Regions from separate parts of the Homo sapiens genome. Here all the other regions are linked to region 1. The links are chromatin contacts, found by Hi-C or POLR2A ChIA-PET in ENCODE. All regions are on one chromosome and are shown on one strand. Each heading gives the region's core, a stretch centred on a gene start or an enhancer-like site at or near the end of the contact. The rest is flanking DNA. Distances are from core to core; before and after follow the strand shown.

Region 1 (3,439 bases), core at 519-3,018:
GCCACCGCGCCCGGCCTTATTTTATATTTTATGATTTCATTTACTTATTTATTTTCGATACGGAGTCTCACTTTGTCGCCCAGGCTGGAGTGCAGTGGCACGATCTTGCCTCACTGCAACCTCTGCCTCCCGGGTTCAAGCAATTCTCTATCTCAGCCTCCCAAGTAGCTGGGATTACAGGCATCTGCCACCATGCTTGGCTAAATTTTGTATTTTTAGTAAAGACGGGGTTTCACCATGTTAGCCAGGCTGGTCTCGAACTCCTGACCTTGTGATCCACCTGCCTCGGCCTCCCAAAGTGCTGGGATTACAGGCATGAGCCACTGCGCCTGGCCAGTTATTTATTTTTTTGAGACGTAGTCTTGCTCTGTCGCCCAGGCTGGAGTGCAATGGCACGATCTCAGCTCACTGCAACCTCTGCCTCCCGGGTTTAAGCGATTCTCCTGCTTCAGCCTGTAGCTGGGATTACAGGTGTTACAGGTGCCCGCCACCATGCCTGGCTAATTTTTGTATTTTTTAGTAGAGACAGGGTTTCACCACGTTGGTCAGGCTGGTCTCAAACTCCTGACCTCGGGTGATCCACCCGCCTCGGACTCCCAAAGTGCTGGGATTACAGGCGTGAGCCACGGCGCCCGGCCTATTTTATTTTGAGACGGAGTCTCTCGTTCTGTCGCCCAGGCTGCAGTGCAGTGGTGCAATCTCGGCTTACTGCAACCTCTGCCTCCCGGGTTCAAGCGATGCTCCTGCCTCAGCCTCCCAAGTAGCTGGGATTACAGGCGCCCGCCACCATGCCTGGCTAATTTTTGTATATGTATATTTTTTGAGACGGAGTCTCCCTGTGTCGCCCAGGCTAGAGTGCAGTGGAGCGATCTCGGCTCACTGCAAGCTCCGCCCCCGGGGTTCACGCCATTCTCCTGGCTCAGTCTCCGGAGTAGCTCGGACTACAGGCGCCCGCCACCACGCCGGGCTGATTTTTTTTGTATTTTTAGTAGAGACGGGGTTTCACCATGTTGGCAAGGATGGTCTCGAATTCCTGGCCTCAAGTGATCCGCCCTCCTCGGCCTCCCAAAGTGCTGGGATTACAAGCGTGAGCCACTGCGCCCAGCATTTTATTTTATTTTCGAGAAGGGGTCTGCTCTGTCGTCTAGGCTGCAGTGCGGTGGCATGATCTCGGCTCACTGCAACCTCTGCCTCCCCGGTTCAAGCGATTCTCCTGCTTCAGCCTCCCGAGTTGCTGGGATTACAGGCGCGCGCCACCACAACCGGCTAATTTTTTTTGTAGAGACGGGATTTCACAATGTTGGCCAGACTGATCTCGAACTTCTGACCTCAGGTGATCCGCCCGCCTCGGCCTCCCAAGGTGCTGGGATTACAAGTGTGAGCCACCGCCCACGGCCGGTAGAACATCTGAAGCTTCTAAAGCGAACTCTAAGGTTTCATTGGCACGAGGGGGCTCGAACCACGCCAGGCTTCCAGGCGTCAGTGCCCAGTGCTTGGCATCTACTGATAGAAACCAGGAATGAGGGGCTGGAGGCGGAAACAGCTTGAAGAAAGAGGTAGAGGCCAGGGAGTGAGGACGGTGTCTCCTTTTCCTGGAAGTTGGTAATTCAGGCAGAAGGAAGTTGGATGAGCTTGCGGAACACCCGGGGGGCCAGTCGGCCCCGCTCCCGCATCCATCGCGGAGGCGCGGCCCCTTTAAGGCTCCCGGAAACGGTCCCACAGGACCGGAAGTGACCCTCTTTATTTCCCTTCCTCACGTGGTGCAGGCAGGAAGTGACGCGCCTGGCCCGGGAGCTGCGGTCGCAGAGGCCGACGGAGCCGGAGTCGCGGACGCCGCGGGGTCTCCGGGACAGGTGACCTGGGGGAGGGGGCCGGGAGCGCGCCCAGAGAAGGCGGGGCCTGAAGCCCCACGTGGCGGGGAGTGCGAACAGGCCCGGGCGGGGTCGGAGTTCTCTGCGGGGGGCGGGGACAGGACGCCCACATGGGAAGCTGGAGGGGCGCTGGCGGGGCGGGCCGTTGGGTGGGTGGGCAGGGTCGGGGCGGGGCGTGGCCAGAGCCTGGGCCGGCGGCTGTGGGCGGGACCTAAAAGTTGTGGCTGGACTGTGGGCGGGGCCATAGTGTTGCTTGTTCAGCTGTGTGGCGGGGCTCGGACGCCGGGCGGAAGCTCTGTGGGCGGGGCCAGAAAGTTTTGCCTTACTGGAAGTGGGTCCAGATTCTTGGCCGGGACGTTGGGGGCGGACCCAGAGGCTGACGCAATGGCGGGGGCGGGGCCACAATGTAGTGGGGGAGCCAGGGGGCGGGGCCAGGGTGCTGGCGGGGAATGCTGGGGGTGGAGCCAGAAAGTTTCGTCTGAGCCACGGGCGCGGCCAGAGCGTTGGCCGGGAGGCGGGGAAGCGGGGAGTTGAGCCAGAACCCTGGGGAAGCCATGGGCGGGGCCAGATGCTGACGCAACGAGGTGTGGGAGGGAGTCAGGGGGCGTGTCCAGGAGGTTGGCCAGGCCAATCGGAGGCGGGGCCAGAGGGTTGACTGGGCAGGCCGGGGGCGGGGCTGGAATAATAATAAGAGATGGTAGGGGCGGGTGTAGGCTGTTGCCTGCGAGCCAGGAGGCGGGGAAAGAGCGTGGCTGGGAAAGTCGGGAGCGGGGCCACATTAATGGCCCATGGGTGGGGGCGGGGCCAGAAGTCTGGCGGGAAAGGCGGGGCCAGAAAGTTTTTTCCCGAGCCGTGGGCGGGGCCAGAGCGGTTTCCAGGATGTCGGGGACGTGGCCCTGGCATTCCCAGCCGGATTGAGGCTGGAGCTTTGCACAGAAAATCTGGGGCGGGCCTGGGTAGTTTTGTCCTTGTTGGGGCGGGTGGAGTATTCAGTGGGGCAAAACGCCAGTTCCAGGAAGCCTCGCCAGTGAGTTCTGGGCCTGTGTACAGAATCCTTTCGGGGGAGGCGGGAGGCTGTCGACCTTCCGTAGGGCGCTGGAGACGGGACTAGGACGTCCCTGAGGAAGGCGCGGGCTTGGAATGTTCTCTGAGAGCTTGGGCAGCCAATAAGAGTGGGGTTCGGACTTTCTTTGAGCGTGGGATTGGGAATGTTTCTGAACCTTACCTGGTGGAGCTAGAATATTCGCCTGGATATGAGAGGCACCAGGATGAGCACAGGGAGGTGGGTCTGGAACTTTCTTTTGCAGGCTGGTTGGAGGGGTTGTAGTTGGAACTCTCTTGAGATAGGGAACCCGGGCTAACACTCATACCACAGGGTGTGGCGGCTGGCCTAGAATCAGCCTTTGGAGGAGAGCAGTGTTGGATACTTAAGCAGTGGGTGGGGGCCAGAACATCCCCAAGGTGGGTTTGACTAGATCGTTTACATGGGAACTGGGTGAGTCCACAAAGATCATGAAAGGGCTGAGTCTGAATTTCTATGGAGAAGATGGAGGTGGCAGTTGAAAGGA
Region 2 (3,439 bases), core at 415-2,914, 1.4 Mb before region 1:
AGGGCTTCGGCCACATTCTTCAGGGCGGCAATGGGCGAGGGCACACCAGGGGTCTCAGCGGAGTACGGGCCGCCGGGTGCCACCCAGTGCCGTTGCTGCTGCTCCTCGGTGGTCATCTTCCCAGCCGCCTCGCCCTCCGGCTCGGGGGATGCCTTGCGACGGCGCGGCGTGGGCGCCAGGTTCCGGGATGGGGCTCGCGGGGGTGGGCCACAGAGAGCCGCAGGGGCCGGCTCTGGGTACTGCTGGGGCAGGGCCTCCGCGGGAGCTGGCTCGCGGAAGCTGCGGACGCCGTCGGTAAGCAGCTCGCCCAGCTGCCGCCATTCTCCTGATCCATGCCGGCGTTCATATTCGAGGTACTTGAAGCCCGAAGAAGCCAGTGCCTTGCCCGGCTCCCGCAGAGCATCGTGGAACATCTGGCGAGCCACTGCCAGGACGCCGGCGTACACATTGCCGGAACCACAGGGGTATTCGGTGAAGAGCTTCAGCTCGAACTCGTATCCTGGAGGACGGGCAGTAGCATCGAAGGCGAACACTCGCCCCACCAGCCCGTGATCCTTCTTGAAGCGCACATTGAACGGGGCGCAGGCGGACAGCGCCAGTAGCTGTTCCCGCACTGCTTTGGGGCGCCCGTGCCATTCCTCTGCCCGGCCTCGCATGGCCTCGTTCAGTTCTGCCAGACAGTCCGCATTCCTCTGCTGCTTCTCTTTCTCGAAATCGGAGCCGAAGAGGGGACGGGCAGGACTCAAGCCGGGTGCCAGCGTCAGGCCTCGGCTTCCCAGGCCAGACACTGCAGCTGCCAGCAGCCCAGGGGGCATCAAGCCAGGCATGGAGCCAAGCAAGGCCCTTCGCGCCCCCTCAGCCACGGCCTCCTCACGGCCCAGCCCATTGGCCAGGCGGGACCCCAGAGTGTACTCCAGGGCGGGCGAGGGCAGGGGGAGGCGGCCTGATGATGTGGCCCTGTCATAGCGGTCCTGGCCCGACACGCCGCCGCCGGTCCCTGACGGCTGGGGCTGGGCCTGCGGGGGCGGCAGCTGGGGCCCCTGTGCGGCTGCCGCCGCCAGGTCCTTGGTGGCCGGGTGCTTAAGGGCCGGGGGCCCGGGCGAGCGGCCCTCGGGGAGCACGTGGCTGCGCTTGAGCTGGCGGGCGGCATCGATGAGCAGTTCGATGCGGTCCGCGCCCTCGAAGTTCACGCAGCCGCGACACACGGCCTCGCTGAAGTCCCACACCATGGCCCACGGCATCTTGGGCAGGTCGCACAGGTAGCACCACTGGCGGCGGGACGCCTGCACAGACGCCATGGCCCCAGTCCGCGCGCCGCCCAGCTCCCGCGTTCCACCGGCCGCCGACGTGCGATCCGCGCCGCCAACGTTCGATCCGCGTCCCGGGGACAGCGCGAGCCACGGTCCGGCCTCCGGCTCGGCCTCCCCGCCGGATCCAGGCCCGGCCCCCCTTCCCCGCCCCCTGGGCCCTAAGCCTTTCTGCTCACTCCCGCCTCCCTCGCGAAGGCAGGCTGAGGCACGTCGGCGCCCCCGCCCGGTCCGGGCTCCGAGCCGAGGCGCACAGCTCGGGCCCCACGATGGGCCGCGAGCGCCGCCGCCTCGGGCTCCCGCCGCTCTCGCCGCCGCCGCTGCAACGGCCGCCGCCGCCTCCACCTCCTTCTTCTGCCCCAGAGGCCGCTTCGCAGGGAAAGTTACATAACACGCCTGCAAAGCCTTCTGGGAAACGTAGTCCCGCCGGGGCCGGCTCTTAAAGGGAACGGCGGGCAGACGCGGGCTGGGGGGGTTGTCGCCTCTGCCGGCGCAAACCTTACAACCTTCTCCGTGGGGCCGGAGTTCAGCGCGCCGCAAGATGCTGGGACACAAAGGTGGTAGGCGAGGATGCAATACAAATGATCAGAGCTACTCCGGATTCAGAAATTGTGGGGGTGGGTGGACAGGCTTCCGGGCTTCCAACTTCTGCTCGGATTTGCTGTGCAGCTTTAGGCAAAATGTCTTGCCCTCTCTGAACCTCAGTTTCCCCGCCCAGCAAAGGTGGGCCAATGACGGATTAGGAAAGTAGCAGCTTCTGGGGCGGGGCGGAGAAGCCCTGATTGGCTTCAGAGCAGGGACGGGAAGCTGGCAACTAGGTGGGGGTGGGGGTGGCCACCTGGCACTTCGTCCTCCCCCCGGAATCCTAGATATATGCTTCTGGGGCCCGCCACAGCCAGAGAAGGGAGAGGACTAAGGGCTTCCGAGCCAGAGCCTTGTCTCAGTTGTTTCTCTGCTAAAAGAGTGGGGCGACTGGCCGCCCTCTAACCCTGTCCCAGCTCTGCCCGCGCGCTCTGGTCTCTAAAGGGTTACACCATCGGGGGCTCGGCGTCCCCCACCCGCTTCACTACAATTCCCAAAATGCACTGCGGGTCGGACATAGTGACGCACTTCCGCCCTCTGGGAGGTTTGGGGAGGCCTTCCAGATTCACGCTACTTTCCCGGCTACCCCCCGCCCCCCCACTTTTCTGGGGGCTCTTTACGTGCATTCGGAGCGTGGCGTTTGGGGGACCCTTATCTTCTGTTGCTCCCCAGTTTGAGGGAAGAGTAAGGGGTTAAGAAGTGACGGGCAAGAGGAGGGAGTTGCTGGGGAAGGGCAAACACCAGACCAACCTTTCCCCAACCTTGAGCGCTCACTACCTGGAAGGCCCAATCAGGCTGTGAGGACCCTTCTTCTTTCCCAGGCATTGGGAACTGGACGAGGCTGTCTTTGGGGAAGGGCGGAGGCGGGTCTCCAGGTTCCAACCCACAACAGCCCCTTTCTCTAGGCCTGGGTCCGTGTTAGGTGCTCAAAAATATTTGAATGACGTACCAGTTGGCCCTGGTTTTGTCTAGTGAGGGGCTGCTTGTCCCTTCTCCTCCCGTCCCACTGGAACCGCAGCAGCTCTGATTCTGTTACCCAGACCTCACAATTTTAAAATGGTTTCACAATTTTGTCTACTACCTGTATTTGAACACTTTTCTCCCTTAAAAAAAAGATTTATCAGGCTGAAGTGGGAGGATTGCTTGAGCCTGGAGATAACAGGCTACAGTGAACCATGATTGCGTCACTGCACTCCAGCCTGGGCAACAGAGCAAGATCCTGTCTCAAAAAAATAAATAAAAATAAAAAGATTTATCTATTTTTGCCTCATCCTAGGTAATACGTTCACAATCATGGGTTTCATGTACTGTGGTTACCTTAAAAAAAATTAGTGAAAACTATCGACTCATTCAAGAGGACATTAATATGTCACTTAAAGTTGCCTTTGGGCTATTATTTACGAAACACTAATGGGAGTTAAGGCTTCTGGCCAGATTCAGCCTTCAGGTGGACTGGATTGGCCTCTGACCAGCTGTGGCCTTGGGCCAGTTTCTAAACTTCTTGGAAAAAATGGAGACCCCCTCCAGTCTCCTTTTATTTGGGTACCTTC
Region 3 (3,439 bases), core at 318-2,817, 1.3 Mb before region 1:
TACCTGGGAGGGTAAGGCAGGAGGATCACTTCAGCTCAGGAGTTCAAGGCTGCAGTGAGCCATGAACATGCCACTGCACTCCAGCCCAGCGATGAAGCGAGACCCTGTCTCAGCAAACAAAGAAACCAACAAACAAAAAATTGAAAGTATTGAGCCAGAAGTTAGTCTGTGGAAACATTTTCCAAAACATAGTTAACATGTGAATGAAACTTTATGAAAGTTTTTCTTTTTTTTTTTTTGGAGGTGGCATCTCACTCTGTTGCCCAGGCTGGCGTGCAGTGGCACGATCTTGGCTCACTGCAACCTCCGCCTCCCGAGTTCAAGTGATTCTCCTGCCTCAGCCTCCTGAGTAGCTGGGATTACAGGCGTCCGCTACTGCGCCCAGCTAATTTTTTATATTTTTAGTAGAGACAGGGTTTCACCAGGTGGTTCAGGCTGGTCTCGAACTCCTGACCTCGTGATTCCCAAAGTGCTGGGATTACAGGTGTGAGCCACCGCGCCTGGCCAGAAGTTTTTCTAGATTTCCAAAAGACTTCAATAACATCACCAATACTGATTTGTGAAGCTGAAACTTGTTCTAAATTATAATGAATTTTTAAAAAGTTCCATCAACCACGCTAGAGGAAAGATAACTTACTTTTCTCTTTGTAGACAAGGATATTGTGAAACATGCAGCTGAAAAAGTAGGAAACATCACAGAGGTGTGTCAGGCAGAAAATTAATAAAAACATTACGTTATCCTTTGGGATTTTGCAATGTTTGTGGTATTTGGCTCTTTTAAATATGTAATTTGTTATTATTTCATATTCTAAGTAAACTTTCATGTCAGTTTTTTTTTTTCTTTAAACTTTATTTTCCTTTCTTAAAGAGGTCCCTCCTCCCCCATCCCCGCGCTCAATTCCTTTAGCTGGATCCTTCCAGTTCATGACTGATCGGTTTAAAATATGGGTCGTTCAAAAGCCGTGTGAACCCGGGCTAGTGGCTATACCTCTCTGAGACTGTTTTCTTAGTGGTAAAATGGAAATCATAATAACTTTGCAGGGCTGTTATAAAGTTTAAATAAGCCAAGTCCTGCAAAATGCTTAGTGCAGGTTTGGAATGCACCAAGCGATGACAAATCTCAACCTGTCTTTATGCTGAGACCACTCCCCAGTTTCCGGAGCCGCGGCCACTATCTCCCCATGCGCATGCACACCCGGCTCTCCCTTCCAGGCCCTCCCCACCACGTGGGCGCGGCCTACCCTCCCGCAGGGGGTAATAGGTGGAGTCAAGGGGCTACTTCCGGGATTCTTTCCCTTCCACTCTGGGGAACAACCTTTTTGTATGACTGGCAGCATTATTAGCCAGTAGTGATTAGAGAAGAGCCCGACGTTAGGTGCCTCCCCCAACCCATTTGGGACAGCCTCTTCTTAGTTAGCCAATTGGAAGTTTTGGAGGGCGGGTTCTCCTCTGGGGGAGGGACAGAGTGATGGGCGTCTCTTTTGGCTAATGGAAACTTGGCTGCTGGTAAGCTGTGACCAATCAGAAGCGAGAACGCCGGATCCTGGGGCGGGGCTGGAGCTTCGTCAGTTGAACCGCTCGCGAGGAGGGTTGCTAGTGGAGAAGGTGAGAGGCCGCGGGAGTGGCGGTTGCGCGGGCCGTGGTGGAGGTCTTAGGTGGAGGGGAAGGGGCTTCTCTCGGGGGAGAGTGGGCTGCGGTGGGCAGCTGACCTGGCCTTGTAGGAATCGGGAGGGAGGGTGCCCTTTAACAAGGGTAGGCGCTTGATTGAGGGGTTGTGAGGCTGAGCGCAGCATGTGAGTTGGGGGTGATCTGTATATCGCAGGAGGGTCTTCAATGGGGAAAGTTGTAAAGCAGGAGACAGCAGATGGTAAAATATAGAGACGTCCTTGGAATGCAGCGTGGCGATTTAGTAGGAGGTTTTAAGGCAGAGGGTTATTACAGCGCACTATGCTTTACAAGCTTTGATTTGGGTGAAAGTCGTGGGAAGAAGCAATATTGAGGAAGGGAGGGAAGGAGACCTCCAGGGATGAGCATGTACTTTAAAGAGATGTGAAGCCCTATTATGCCTGTGGCGTTTGCTATGTGCTGTGCACCTGCCAAGTGTTTTAGGTGAATTAACTCTTAAACTTACTCTACTGATGGTTAAGAATGTGGGCTCTGGCGTCGGGTTGAATCCCGAATTTGAATCCTGGCTCTGCCACTGATCATTACTGTGGCTTTGGGCCAGTTGTTTAACCCTTCTGTGCCTCAGCTTCATCATCAGTAGAATGACATCATCTCTGTCTATACCATTGGCTAGCTTCACCCTCTTTATCTAATGAGAACTCCCACGTGTGTATTTCCAGCCTGGATCTCTGCCCTGAACTCCAGACTCATATCATGGCCGACTCTTCTCTCTTTGGAAGTTCATCTGACATTCAGACATAAACTTGTCCCAAACCAATCTTGCGATTTCTTCCTTTCAACCTCCAAACCCAGTTGATGGGACATTCATCCTGCCAGGTACTAAGATCAAGAAGCTTGGAGTGTTCTTTTTTTTTTTTTTTTGAGACAGAGTTTCGCTCTTGTAGCCCAGGCTGGAGTGCAATGGCGCGATCTTGGCTCACTGAAACCTCCACTTCCCAGATTCAAGGGAATTACAGGCGCCCGCCACCACACCCAGCTAATTGTTTGTATTTTTAGTAGAGAAGGGGTTTCACTATGTTGGCCAGGTTGGTCTTGAACTCGTGACCTCAGGTGATCCACCCGCCTCAGCCTCCCAAAGTGTTGGGATTACAGGCGTGAGCCACCGTGCCTGGCTAGCTTGGAGTCTTCTTCACTTCTCCCTTTTGTCTTACTTATATATGGTCTAGCAGATCGCATTAGCTCTGTCTTCAAAACACATCCAGAATCCAACCATGCCTCACCAGCTCCTTTGCTACCACTCTGGCCTCAGTTTGTCTCCTGCTCTTACCTGGTTTGTTGCAGTGGCCTTCCAGGTGGGCTCTCTGCCTCTCACTGTTAGGGGGATACTAGTAGAACAGAAGTCAGGTCAGGTTGTTTCTCCTTTCAAACCCTCTCCTGGCTCCCACATTACACTGCAAAAGTCTTCACCATATCCACGAGGCCCCAACCTATTGGGTTCCTCCTCCTCCCTCCCCTCAACTCCCATCACTTCTCTCATTCCCCTGGCTCACTCTGCTGCAGCCACCCTGGCCTCCCCGCTGTCATTTGAACATAGCGAACACATTGCCATCTCAGGGCCTTTGTACTCGCTGTCCCTGAACGCACTGCCACCTCAGGGCCTTTGTACTCGCTGTCCTGTCCTTCTGGATCAGGTCTTTTCAGGTGTCTGTGTGGCTTCTTCCACACCTCTTTCAGGTCTCCGCTCAGACGTCAGCTTCACAACCAGGCATTTGCTAAAGTACTACTCAAGCTAAAATAACTCCTGTCACTGTAT
Region 4 (3,439 bases), core at 693-3,192, 1.3 Mb after region 1:
CGCTCCCACCTATGCCTTTCCCATTGGCTGCCGCTGGTCTCAACCGCCCCAGCCCCTGAAGGAACACACTCAACATCTTCTGGCCTTTCCCGGGACACCATGGGATGCTGGTCATGGCGTGGGGCAGTACCTGAGTGTGAAGGCTGCGGGGCAGGCATTGGCAGGGAGACCTCAGCCAGCGGGAGAATGTAGACATCAGGCAGCGACTGTGAGGAGGAGGTCTCCTCCGCAGGGGGAGTGTACTCCCCGGAGCAGTCCTCCCCTTCAGGGTTCTCAAATTCCTGGGGCCAGGAGAGGAGAAGAGGGGTGGGAGAACGCAGGGCTGAGAGACACGCCATCGTCTTTCTCTTAAGTTTGTCTCCCCTTCATTTTTGTAACTGTCTCCCAGTCCCAGCCCAATTTCCATCCCCCATTTCCCCATCCCAAGGCTCCAGATCTTGCCATAGCTTCAAGCTGGAAGGTGCTCTCGGATTTACTGCCCCCTTCTCCCCACCAACCACCTGTGTAGGGGGTAAAGGCCTTGCTGGAGTCTTCCTCCCCAAGTTGAATCCCCTCATGCACCTCACCTTGAAGCCGACATCGCCCCGTTTGCAGCACAGACAGGTGAGGAGGAGGAAGATGAAGGCCAGCAGGCCGGAGCAGGAAATGAGGACCACAGCGTAGGGAGGAGCCAGAGGAGCCCGGCCCAGGGCGAATCCATCTGTGGGCACAGGGCTGGGCTGGGGTCCCAGCTTCAAGTCCCTGGATACCGGAATCATGCCCCCTCCCGTCCCGGCACGTCTTGGACTACAACTCCCGTGATGCTCTGCGACCAGGGTCCCTTGGCAGAGGTGCAGAGTGGCCCAAGGCATTGTGGGAGTTGTAGTTTGGGGCCTTCCCAAGTGGTTGGATTGGGGGTGGGGTCTCTCTTCTCGTCCCAAACTGGGACCCCCGCCACCTCATCCCACCCCATCCCCTCACCCCAGGCTTGGATGAATTCCAATGAGGGTTGAAGGAAAGAGGAGTGATAGTGAAGTCTGGAGCTTGCAGAATTTAAAATACGCTCCCGTGGACAGCCTCATTACCCCTCGTTGGGGAGGAGGACTAGCTCTCAGCTGCAGGCTGGGAGAAGATTCTTGCCCCATGCTGGAACCCCCCAGTTTGTGGGGTTGAGATCTGTCTCTTTTAGGGACGCTTGGCGCACACCGATGTTCTCTATCCCCAGCCCAAGACCCAGAGAAGGGAACTCCGCAAGCCCTGGGTCTCTCCAGAAGCCAGAGACAGCCTCCCGTGTTGTGTCCCCCTTAGAAATAGTATTCCTGTCCTCTGCCCCCAATTCTCCCAGAGGCCCTGTCCTTCCCCTTCTTCCTGCACACACCAGCACAAACACATGCGTGCACGCATACACACATGTTGCCCAAACGGAGCCCCCTCCCCACCCAGCCCCCAGCCTCCCTCCCACAGGCCCTGCTGACAGAGGCACCGTCCCCGCCGCTCCGGGCCCTGCTGGGCTGCGGGAAGACGCGCACCAGGTGACGGGGCAGGACCCGCAGACAGACCCCTGGGCAGACAGCGAGGCCGCCGCGGGGGTGGGGGCCACCGGACAGACTGATGGCCCGACAGACTCACCGGGGTGGGCCGGGGACGCCAGGCAGCCGGAGGCGGAGACGGCCGCAAGGAGGATGAGGGCGCCGGGGGCAGGCATCTTGTCGAGGATGGCAGGGAGGTGGAGGTGGTGGCGGCTGGGGAGGAGGGGGGGGCGGGCCCTCAGCCCCCAGCCATGGGGACCCGCGCGACCCTGGCCTCCTCCCGGCCCAGGAGAGGGGCAGGAGACGCAGGACAGGGGGAGGGAGGGGCTGCTTGCTGGCTCAGGTACCCCCCTCCCCCTCTTTGAAGGGACAGACGGATGAAGGGATGGAGAGGCGGACAGAGGAGAGATGCTGGGGAGCCGGGGTTGCTGGGGTGGGGGGGAGAGGGTAGGATGGGGGGGGCGAGAAAGAGGGCCCCGCCCCCGAGGGCAGCCAGGATTGGGGGAGCAGAGAGCCTGTCACAGGAAGGGTGGGAGGAGGGAGGATGGAGCGTCGTCATGGCAACTGGCTCCCCCGTAGCATTGGCTGCCAGGAGGGAGGGGAGGAAATGGGAGGGGGAGGGACAGACAGGGACCGGCACACACTTGCAGCGGGGGTGGGGGGGCAGGGCCCACGGGTGCCTGGCCCGGACACCGCTGTGACATGCCACCAGCATGGACACATGTGCTACACGCTAAGATGCAGATGTCAGGCACGCGCAGCCCACACACAGCTGACACACGTCGCAGGGACCCTCATAGACAAGCGCATCACATACAAAGGTGGACAGCCATCAGCAGACGGGGACACGTACACGTCACACACAAAGACGCAGGGACCGCACTGGAAACGCACAGGCAGGCCAGCTTCCAGCACAGATGCACCCGGCCACGCAGGAACGTCAAAGCATCACAAAGACCCACACATGCCCCGGACAAAGTAAAGCCCCAGATCCACAGACGCACACGCCACAGACAAAGATCCCCACGGACACCACTGTGACATGCTGACACTCATAGTCACAGCCACGCAGACAGTCCCTAGACAAATGGGCAACAAAGAATACCCACAGACACAAGTATCACATACATGCACGTCACACAGACATGCACAGACAGCAATTGCACAGACACACGCAGACACACACATCACATGAACTAACATAGACACGGACACAGCAGCTACACAGAGACAGGCACATCACATACATGAGTACACAGAAACATAATACATGCATGTATACGGACACGTAACATGCATCACTCACACGGACACAAGCTTCACTCACATGGATACACACAGACACACTACATACACATGCATGCGGGCACACACAACTCATACATACAGGGCTACATAAATCACATGCAAAAATACACATAAATACACCACACACTGATACATACAGACACATATAACATGCACATATACACAGTCACACATACATAAGCACAGACATAGGCACACAGATCAAATACACAGACACACAGAGTTGCACACATCACATACCTAAACAGACATGGACACACACATCACAAATACACACACCTTTCACACAAGGTTACAAAGACACAGAACCCCACCACAGTCACACATCACATACATAAACACACACTGGCACACATAACACATACAAAGAGTCACACACCCACAACACAGACACAGACACGCGCACAGACACACGGGTCGCAAATACCCACGTTTCCCGTGCGGTTACGCAGACATTACACAACCACAGCACTTGCCTCATACAAAAGATACATGATCATAGTTTATTTAATGTATTTATTCTTATGAGTATTTAGTCTGTGCCAGGTATCGTCCGCAGCGTTTTACACGTACAGAATTACCTCTCAATCCTCACAACCGCCCTCTGAGACAGGTATTTTTTA
Region 5 (3,439 bases), core at 295-2,794, 1.2 Mb after region 1:
CTGTCGTTGCTGGGAAACCCATCTCCGGGGGTGGCGGGGTGGGGAGGTGTCGGGGGCGCTGGAGGCGTTGACGGGTCCGTGTCCCCCTCGGGGGGGGCCTGGACGCTCAGCTCGTTGGTTGGCGTCTCCTGTGAAGGCAGATTAGGGGGAAGCCAGAGGGGACAAACCTTCACGTCCCATTTACCGCATCCCCCAAAAGCAACAAAACCGGCTAATATTTCTGGGGCTCTAGGAATCCCAATTTGTAATCACTGACTCGCACGCTCTGGAGAGGTGGCTGGAGCCCCTAATCTGGCTTCGAAGCCTTGGGCCAGCCTTAACCTCAACCTGGCCAGAGGCTCCTTTCCTGACAGCGGAGCCCCGCGCACAGCTAAGTAGCCCAACGCAGGGATTCTCTCCTGGCTCATTAACGTGAGGCCTCCACCGGATCCCCTAACCCAAAGCGATCTCCATAAGCCCCACCCCGTCCACGTCAGTCCCACCCACCTCTGAGATCTTGACCTGCTCCAGTGGCCCTCCCAACCCCTGCCCCATCCTGAGCGCATGCCGTGCTGGATGCTGTGACCCTGCCCCTGAGCCCTCCCTCAGAAGTAGACCTGCTCCCGCCCTCCAAGTCCCACCCCTCTGAAAACATTTCAGTGGCCCAGGCCCCAGTTCTTGGCCTTGTTTCCATTCCTTTCATAATCTCAGCCCAGTATGCCCGCCCCAGGTTCATCTAGACAAGGTCCCAGTTCCTCAGCACCACTCGCCCTCCCTTTTTCTCTTCAACACCATATCCTGTGTTTTTCTTTTTGTTTTAGACAGAGTCTCACTGTCGCCCAGGCTGGAGAGCAGTGTTGTGATCATGGCTCAATGCAGCCTCAACCTCCTGGGCTCAAGCGATCCTCCCACCTGAGCCTCCTAAGTAGCTGGGACTACAGATGCGCACCACCACACCAAGATAATTTTTTTCTTTTTAAGAGACGAGGTCTCGCCATTTTGGCTAGGCTGGTCTCGAACTCTTGACCTCAAGTGATCCTCCCGCCTCGGCCTCCCAAAGTGCTGGGATTACAGGCGTGAGCCACCCGGGACAGGCCTAACTCTTAACACATTCCTCAACCCATCTCTCTAAAGACCCGTCCCAGTCGTTAGGTTCGCTCATCCCTGACCTCACCCCAGAATACGTTAAGACTGCCTGCTCCATCTCTGAAGCCCACCTGCAGCCTAGCCATGGCCCTTCCCTAGTGGGTAAGATCTGCTCCAACCCGAACCAGCCTACAGACACTAGAACTCTAGTCAACAAACCATGCCCAAACTCTCACTAGGCCCCTTCACCATCCAGGCCTCTTCTCAACACTTCCTCCCTAGCCTCTCCAGGATCCCATACTTGACTACCCAGTACCCCCTCTTTCCTTCCAGACCCACACTCTCTCTCCAGACCTCTCCTCGCCCTCTAGACCACGCCCCCGTCACAAGCCCTGCCCTCACCCTAGGTCCCGCCCCAGCTCTAGGCTCGGCCCATACTCCTGGCCCTGCCCCATTGCCAGGCCCTGCCCTCACACTCAAAGCCTCCTCCCATCTTCCTAGTCCCGCCCCATTTCCCTGACCAGTCTCTCCCCAGACCCCGCCTTCACCCCTCAGGCCCTTCCCGCGCCCTGCTCCATCCGCCCCGCCCTAGGCTCCGCCCCCATTCCAGCCTTGGATTTTCTCCAGGCCTCCTCTTGCCGCGCCACAGACTTGGCCTCCCTCAGGCCCGGATCCAGACTCTGTCCCGATCCTAGGCGCGGTCTCCTTCCAGGCCCCGCCCCCGCTCTAGGCTCAGCCTGCCTTCAAACCCTGCTGTAGACCCCGCCCCACCCTAAGCTCAGCCTTCGTCTAGGCCCCGCCCCAGGCCCTGCACCTCTAGGCTCGACCTCCCTCCAGGCCCCGCCCTGGGCTCCGCCCCCCAGCCCGCCCTCTCCCTGGGCCCCGCCCCACTCTAGCTCGGCCCCGCCCCAGGCCCCGCCCCACTCTAGATTGGGGCTCCCCTTAGGTCCCACCCCAATTCAGCTTGCCCTCCCTCCAGGCCCCGCATCACTCCAGCTCGGCCTCCCTTCAGGCCACGCCCCACTCTAACTCGGCCTCCCTCCAGGCCCCGCCCCACCCTAGCTCGGCCTCCCTTCAGGCCCCGCCCCACTCCAGCTCCGCCTCCCTCCAGGCCCCGCCCAACTCTAAGCTCGGCCTCCCGCCAGGCCCTTCCCGGCTCTAGGCTCCTGCTCCCTCCAGGCCGCGACCCCGAAACCGCGCCCTCTCGGGTTCCGCACCTGGTCGAAGAGGTAGACGGTCACGTCCCCGTGGAAGGAGACCATCTTGCGCTTCCTCTCCAGCTCGCTGTCCTCTGGCTCGTCGGCCCCGCGCGGAGACTTGAGCAGCCCCCGCAGCGGGCGGGCCGCGTCCGCGTCGGCGCTGCTCACCACGACGGGCACCGGGGCTGCTCGCGCCCTCCCGGGGCCCCGCGGCCCCGCCGCCGCGCCCGGCGCCGCCGCCTCCTCGTCCTCCTCCTCGTCCTCGTCCTCGTCCTCCCCGTCCTCCTCCGCCGGCCCCGGCGCTCCCGCCCCGCCGGCCTCCCCGCCAGCCGCCCCGGCGTCCGCGCCCTCCCACGGGGGCCGCCGCGGGCCCGGCCCCGGGAATGGCGTGAGCGTGAGCGGCGGCAGCGCCAGCGAGAGCCGGGAGAGCCTGGCTGCGAGGGGAGAGACCTGGTGAGCCCCTGTCCCGGTGAAACTGAGGCAGGCCCTCCCACCTAGCTGTGTGGCCTCAGATAAGACCCCCGCACAATCTGGGCCTCAGCACCCACTTTGTGAACGGAAGGGCTGCACCAGGGCTTCTCCAGGCAGGGTGGGAAAGGTCCTCTCCAGTGCTCAACCTCCCCAGAGCTCCCCAGTGCCAACGGCTTTAAGCCGCAACTTCCCACAGCCCACCAGGCCCTCATGCCCTGGCCTACCTGATTTCTCTGGCCTCTGTCCCCACCTCCTCTGGCCTGACCTCCATCTAGCCACATGGGCCACCCCACCATTCCTCCCACCGAATAGCTGGGACTACAGGCGCACGTGCCACCATGCCCGGCTAATTTTTTGTATTTTTAGTAGAGACGGGGTTTCACCATGCTGGCCAGGCTGGTCTTGAACTCCTGACCTTATGATCTGCCCTCTTTGGCCTCCCAAAGTGCTGGGATTACAGGCATGAGCCACCACACCCGGCCAGATCCACCTCTCTGAGCCTCTGTTTCCTCACTGGCAAATGAACAAGGGTCACTTAGCCCTCCATTACTGCATAAGTGAACTGCCCTTTCTGAGCTGATGGCAGGGGCAAGAGGAGGGTGGAGGTGGGGCAGGGAGAAAGATGAATGCAGACGGTCCCTCTCAGGTCCTCGTTCTCTCTACTCAAGTTTTACTACCTTTTGCTATTCTCTAAACATGGTGAG
Region 6 (3,439 bases), core at 683-3,182, 1.2 Mb after region 1:
CCTGGGCCACTCATAAAGGTCAGTGAGGGGATTAGGAGCCTCCATGTCTAATCCGACAGCTTAACTAGGTCCTGGCCCTGAATCCGTCTCCACCTGCCCAGCCCAGGGACAGCAAATGAGGACGAGGCCCAGACACCACTTCAGCCCCCATTACGGCTTCCCTCTTTACAGGGGTGCCTGGGTTCCCTATTCCAGCCAGTCCCTTGACCACATTCCGTTACAAATAATGGGACATAGAGGCTGGGGAAGGGGAAGGGGAAGGGGCCTCAGAGGAGGGAGGAGTTTAAGAAGGGCAAGGGTGGCTGGGCACGGTGGCTCACGCCTATGGGCACGGTGGCTCACGCCTAGCACTTTGGGAGGCTGAGGCGGGTGGATCACCTGAGGTCAGGAGTTTGAGACCAGCCTGGCCAACATGGCGAAACCCCGTCTCTACTAAAAATACAAAAATTAGCCGGGCATGGTGGTGGGCGCCTATAATCCCAGCTCCTTGGGAGGCTGAGGTAGGAGTATCGCGTCAACCTTGTGGGTGGAGGTTGCAGTGAGCTGAGATCATGCCAGTTCATTCCAGACTGGGCAAAAGAGCAAAACTCTGTCTCAAAAAAAAAAAAAAAAAAAAAAAGGGCAAGAGTATGAGAGGACAAGGGGGACCGTGACGTGAGGGGAGCCAGAGAGGAAAAAAGGCCTCTGAGATGGGAGAAGGAATCAGAGAGGTGGGAGGATGCTGAGGAAAGGGGAGTTGTCTTAGCAGGAGGATGCTTGGGGAAGGGAGGAGTCTTAGGAGGATGCTAAGCTAAAGGAAGGAGTTTGGAGAAATGAGGGAGGAGTCTGAGCGGCAGAAGGTGCCAGGAAGGCCGAGCCTGTGCTTTCACTAAATTTCACCTTCCCCTGTTCCATTCCCCATGACCGATACCAAATAGCATAGCATTTAGAAAAAAGTAAATCTTGGCCAGGCGCGGTGGCTCACGCCTGTAACCCCAGCACTTTGGAGGGCCAAGGTGGGCGGATCATGAGGTCAGGAGTTCGAGACCAGCTTGGCCAACATGGTGAAACGCCCGTCTCTATTAAAAATACAAAAAATAGCCAGGCATGCACCATCATGGTGCAACCCTGTAATCCCAGCTACTCGGGAGGCTGAGGCAGGAGAATTGCTTGAACCCGGGAGGCGGAGGTTGCAGTGAACCGAGATCGCGCAACTGCACTCCAGCTTGGGCGACAGAGCAAGACTCTGTCTCAAAAAAAAAAAAAAAAGAAAAAACGAAGAAGTCTTTTGTTTCACCACTCCACGACTCCGAAGAGGCTGAGGGGGATGGGGAGGGCATAGATGGTGATAAAGAAGGAGTTCGGCGGTAAGAAGGGGCTGAGAGGAGGGGAAATACGCGGAGAAGAAATGCAAAAGAAAAGGAGGCCTAAAGCCGCTCCCGGTTGCATGGCAACCTTTGCGGTCAGAAGCCAGCATGGCCTGCTAGGAGGTGTGGCTTACGGAAACAAGCCAGTTCTAGCCCCGCCTCCTAGCAACAAGACTAACAAAGTACCGCCCCCTAGCAACGTATTATCGGAGGCGGGGCTCGGTTTACCTAGACTCCAAGTGTCCAGGGCCTTTGAGCAGGCGCAGAGGTGGCTGTACCGCGTGGCTCCGCCTCCGCGCGACACTTTTCCGGGGCTTCTCATTGGAGAGCAAGCCTGTCAAGTGCTTTCTGTTGTTTCGGAGGCGGGGCCTGCTGCCCTGCCTGCACTCCGATTGGCCCCGCGGGCCGTCTACCTCTGGCCGGACATACCTACACCGGCTTTTTGTACGACTGTTGGCCCTGGAGAACGATCCTTTGGTGGCGAGGGCGGGGAGGACGAAAGCGCCCACTGTGGATTGGACAGTGTCAAAAAGAGGGGCGGTCCCTACTGAAGGGGCGGTTGGGCGACGAAGGGAAGAGTCTTTTCAGCGCTGAGGACTGGCGCTGAGGAGGCGGCGGTGGCTCCCGGGGCGTTTGAGCGGGCTCACCCGAGCCCGCGGGCCAACGCGGATCCAGGCCCGACTGGCGGGACCGCCCCGGATTCCCCGCGGGCCTTCCTAGCCGCCATGGAGGACGGCGTCTATGGTAGGTCGGGGAGGGGCGGGGTCGGCTGGGAGTTGCTGGAGCGTTTTCTCCTGAACGTTCCGCCGCGAACGTTTCCCCCTGGCGCGCGGCGCCCAGAAGCGTTCGGCTCAGTCGTAGACTTGTCGCGCCGCTTTTGTTGGGCGCTGGACGGGCTTCCGGCGGGGCCCGAAAGCCGGGCGTTCCAGGCCATTGTTTGGGCTGAGCCTGTTTCCGGTGGCGGCGGGAGGGGCGGGATGGAGTGGTGGAGGCGAGGCCGGGGCGGAACCATTCCCGCTGGAGGGGCGGGCGAGCCCAGCGCCTGCCGGGGCCGGGGAGGGGCGCTTGGGTTGCGGGGAGGGGAGAAATCTTGGGGGGCGGGGGCCTTCGATGTCCCGCCCCACCTTCCCAACTCTCCTGAGCTGTCATCAGTTCCCCCGGCTGTAGTGACTTTTCATGGACCCAGTAGTCCGGATAACCAGGTCCCCAGCTACCTCGCCAGTAATGGAGTCAGAAAACCAAGGCCTCAGTCCCCTTCCAAGTAATGGACCTAGAAGCCGAGGCCCCCAGCCCTTTCTTCCCTCAGATCTAAGAGCTCAGGCACCCATTCCCCTTCTCCCTCAGACTCAGGAATCCGGGCCCCAATTCCCCTTGTCCCCCAGGACTCAAGAGTTTAGAGCCCCAGCTCTTTCTCCTCTGCAGGGAGGAATCCAGGCCCCCAGCCCATTCTTCTGTGCAGACATAGGAAGCCCCTTACACATCCTCTCCCAGCTCTGTCCGCCCCCAGATTGCAGGAATTCAGGCTCACGGCCCCTAGCACTGACTTTTAAACCTTGACCCCGATCCCTAGAACCCCCAGACCTGACTCCGGAGGAGCGGATGGAGCTGGAGAACATCCGGCGGCGGAAGCAGGAGCTGCTGGTGGAGATTCAGCGCCTGCGGGAGGAGCTCAGTGAAGCCATGAGCGAGGTGGAGGGGCTGGAGGCCAATGAGGGCAGGTGAGGGCTGGGGCGGATGACCTAGGGGGCGTGGGGTTGGCTGAGGCCAGGGATGCCCAGGCATTGACCCTCCACCCCCAACCCTGCTCTCTGCTCCTGCAGTAAGACCTTGCAACGGAACCGGAAGATGGCAATGGGCAGGAAGAAGTTCAACATGGACCCCAAGAAGGTGCTTGGGGCCACAGGACTGGGATCAGCTGGGCAAACATCCAGGCAGGGGCTTCTGGCACCTCCGGGTTCCAGAAGCGTGATGGTGCCGGGTCTATTCTAGGTGGACAGACTTGGTCCTAATCCCTGGATTCAGATACTGGCTGTCCATTTGTTTTCTGAACACTGAACACTGACCAAGTGTTCCAGCCCTCCTGACTGTTTTGT

Evidence for each region. A loop is a pair of places that touch in the nucleus more often than their neighbours do. ChIA-PET counts read pairs that join two places held with the same protein, here RNA polymerase II (POLR2A). Pooled maps may share reads with other maps.
Region 2: a map of gastrocnemius medialis shows a loop between it and region 1 (38-fold over the local background). The contact joins the promoter of IRF2BP1 here to the promoter of CCDC9 in region 1. A Hi-C loop is called at or near these places in 1 of 168 maps with a recorded cell type or tissue (gastrocnemius medialis) and 10 of 50 pooled maps. POLR2A ChIA-PET finds 5 or more read pairs at or near these places in 1 of 52 experiments (T-cell).
Region 3: a loop to region 1 is called in a map of CD8-positive, alpha-beta T cell, with 6 times the contacts of the local background. The contact joins the promoter of CCDC61 here to the promoter of CCDC9 in region 1. A Hi-C loop is called at or near these places in 2 of 168 maps with a recorded cell type or tissue (CD8-positive, alpha-beta T cell and naive thymus-derived CD4-positive, alpha-beta T cell), 1 of 37 single-sample maps with no recorded cell type and 8 of 50 pooled maps. POLR2A ChIA-PET finds 5 or more read pairs at or near these places in 2 of 52 experiments (AG04450 and GM12878).
Region 4: a map with no recorded cell type shows a loop between it and region 1 (5-fold over the local background). The contact joins the promoter of LMTK3 here to the promoter of CCDC9 in region 1. A Hi-C loop is called at or near these places in 1 of 37 single-sample maps with no recorded cell type and 2 of 50 pooled maps. POLR2A ChIA-PET finds 5 or more read pairs at or near these places in 1 of 52 experiments (CD8-positive, alpha-beta memory T cell).
Region 5: a map with no recorded cell type shows a loop between it and region 1 (11-fold over the local background). The contact joins the enhancer-like site here to the promoter of CCDC9 in region 1. A Hi-C loop is called at or near these places in 2 of 37 single-sample maps with no recorded cell type and 6 of 50 pooled maps. POLR2A ChIA-PET finds 5 or more read pairs at or near these places in 1 of 52 experiments (BJ).
Region 6: a pooled map shows a loop between it and region 1 (13-fold over the local background). The contact joins the promoter of CYTH2 here to the promoter of CCDC9 in region 1. A Hi-C loop is called at or near these places in 1 of 37 single-sample maps with no recorded cell type and 5 of 50 pooled maps. POLR2A ChIA-PET finds 5 or more read pairs at or near these places in 1 of 52 experiments (B cell).

Annotation. Positions count from the first base shown.
Region 1 is chr19:47,254,757-47,258,195 of GRCh38, forward strand. CCDC9 (coiled-coil domain containing 9) reads left to right here and starts at 1,769. Exons shown (of 12, transcript NM_015603.3): 1 at 1,769-1,853. RefSeq lists an enhancer at 1,118-2,027 and silencers at 1,918-2,027, 2,238-2,477, 2,518-2,567.
Region 2 is chr19:45,884,477-45,887,915 of GRCh38, forward strand. IRF2BP1 (interferon regulatory factor 2 binding protein 1) reads right to left here and starts at 1,665. Exons shown (of 1, transcript NM_015649.3): 1 at 1-1,665. The coding sequence starts at 1,298. RefSeq lists silencers at 920-1,159, 1,200-1,679 and enhancers at 1,840-1,989, 2,140-2,379, 2,440-2,489.
Region 3 is chr19:45,993,900-45,997,338 of GRCh38, forward strand. It overlaps CCDC61 (coiled-coil domain containing 61), which reads left to right and starts at 1,568. Exons shown (of 14, transcript NM_001267723.2): 1 at 1,568-1,605. RefSeq lists enhancers at 926-1,115, 1,506-1,685.
Region 4 is chr19:48,509,893-48,513,331 of GRCh38, forward strand. It overlaps LMTK3 (lemur tyrosine kinase 3), which reads right to left and starts at 1,943. Exons shown (of 15, transcript NM_001388485.1): 1 at 1,609-1,943; 2 at 567-700; 3 at 131-281. The coding sequence starts at 1,684.
Region 5 is chr19:48,491,412-48,494,850 of GRCh38, forward strand. It overlaps LMTK3 (lemur tyrosine kinase 3), which reads right to left. Exons shown (of 15, transcript NM_001388485.1): 12 at 2,283-2,698; 13 at 1-128. Among named protein-coding and RNA genes, the nearest start is that of LMTK3, 19 kb to the right of the region's middle. RefSeq lists silencers at 1,543-1,752, 1,752-1,943, 1,773-2,252, 2,443-2,492 and an enhancer at 2,505-3,005. Within about 2 kb of position 1,545, at least 26 of the 41 ENCODE cell types and tissues checked have a DNase peak (open chromatin) inside an H3K27ac peak, as active enhancers do.
Region 6 is chr19:48,467,437-48,470,875 of GRCh38, forward strand. It overlaps CYTH2 (cytohesin 2), which reads left to right and starts at 1,933. Exons shown (of 12, transcript NM_004228.7): 1 at 1,933-2,090; 2 at 2,917-3,064; 3 at 3,167-3,233. The coding sequence starts at 2,072. LOC105372430 (a long non-coding RNA gene) reads right to left here and starts at 2,097. Exons shown (of 3, transcript NR_186576.1): 1 at 1,575-2,097. RefSeq lists enhancers at 1,034-1,534, 1,239-1,398, 1,592-2,585 and a silencer at 1,949-2,138.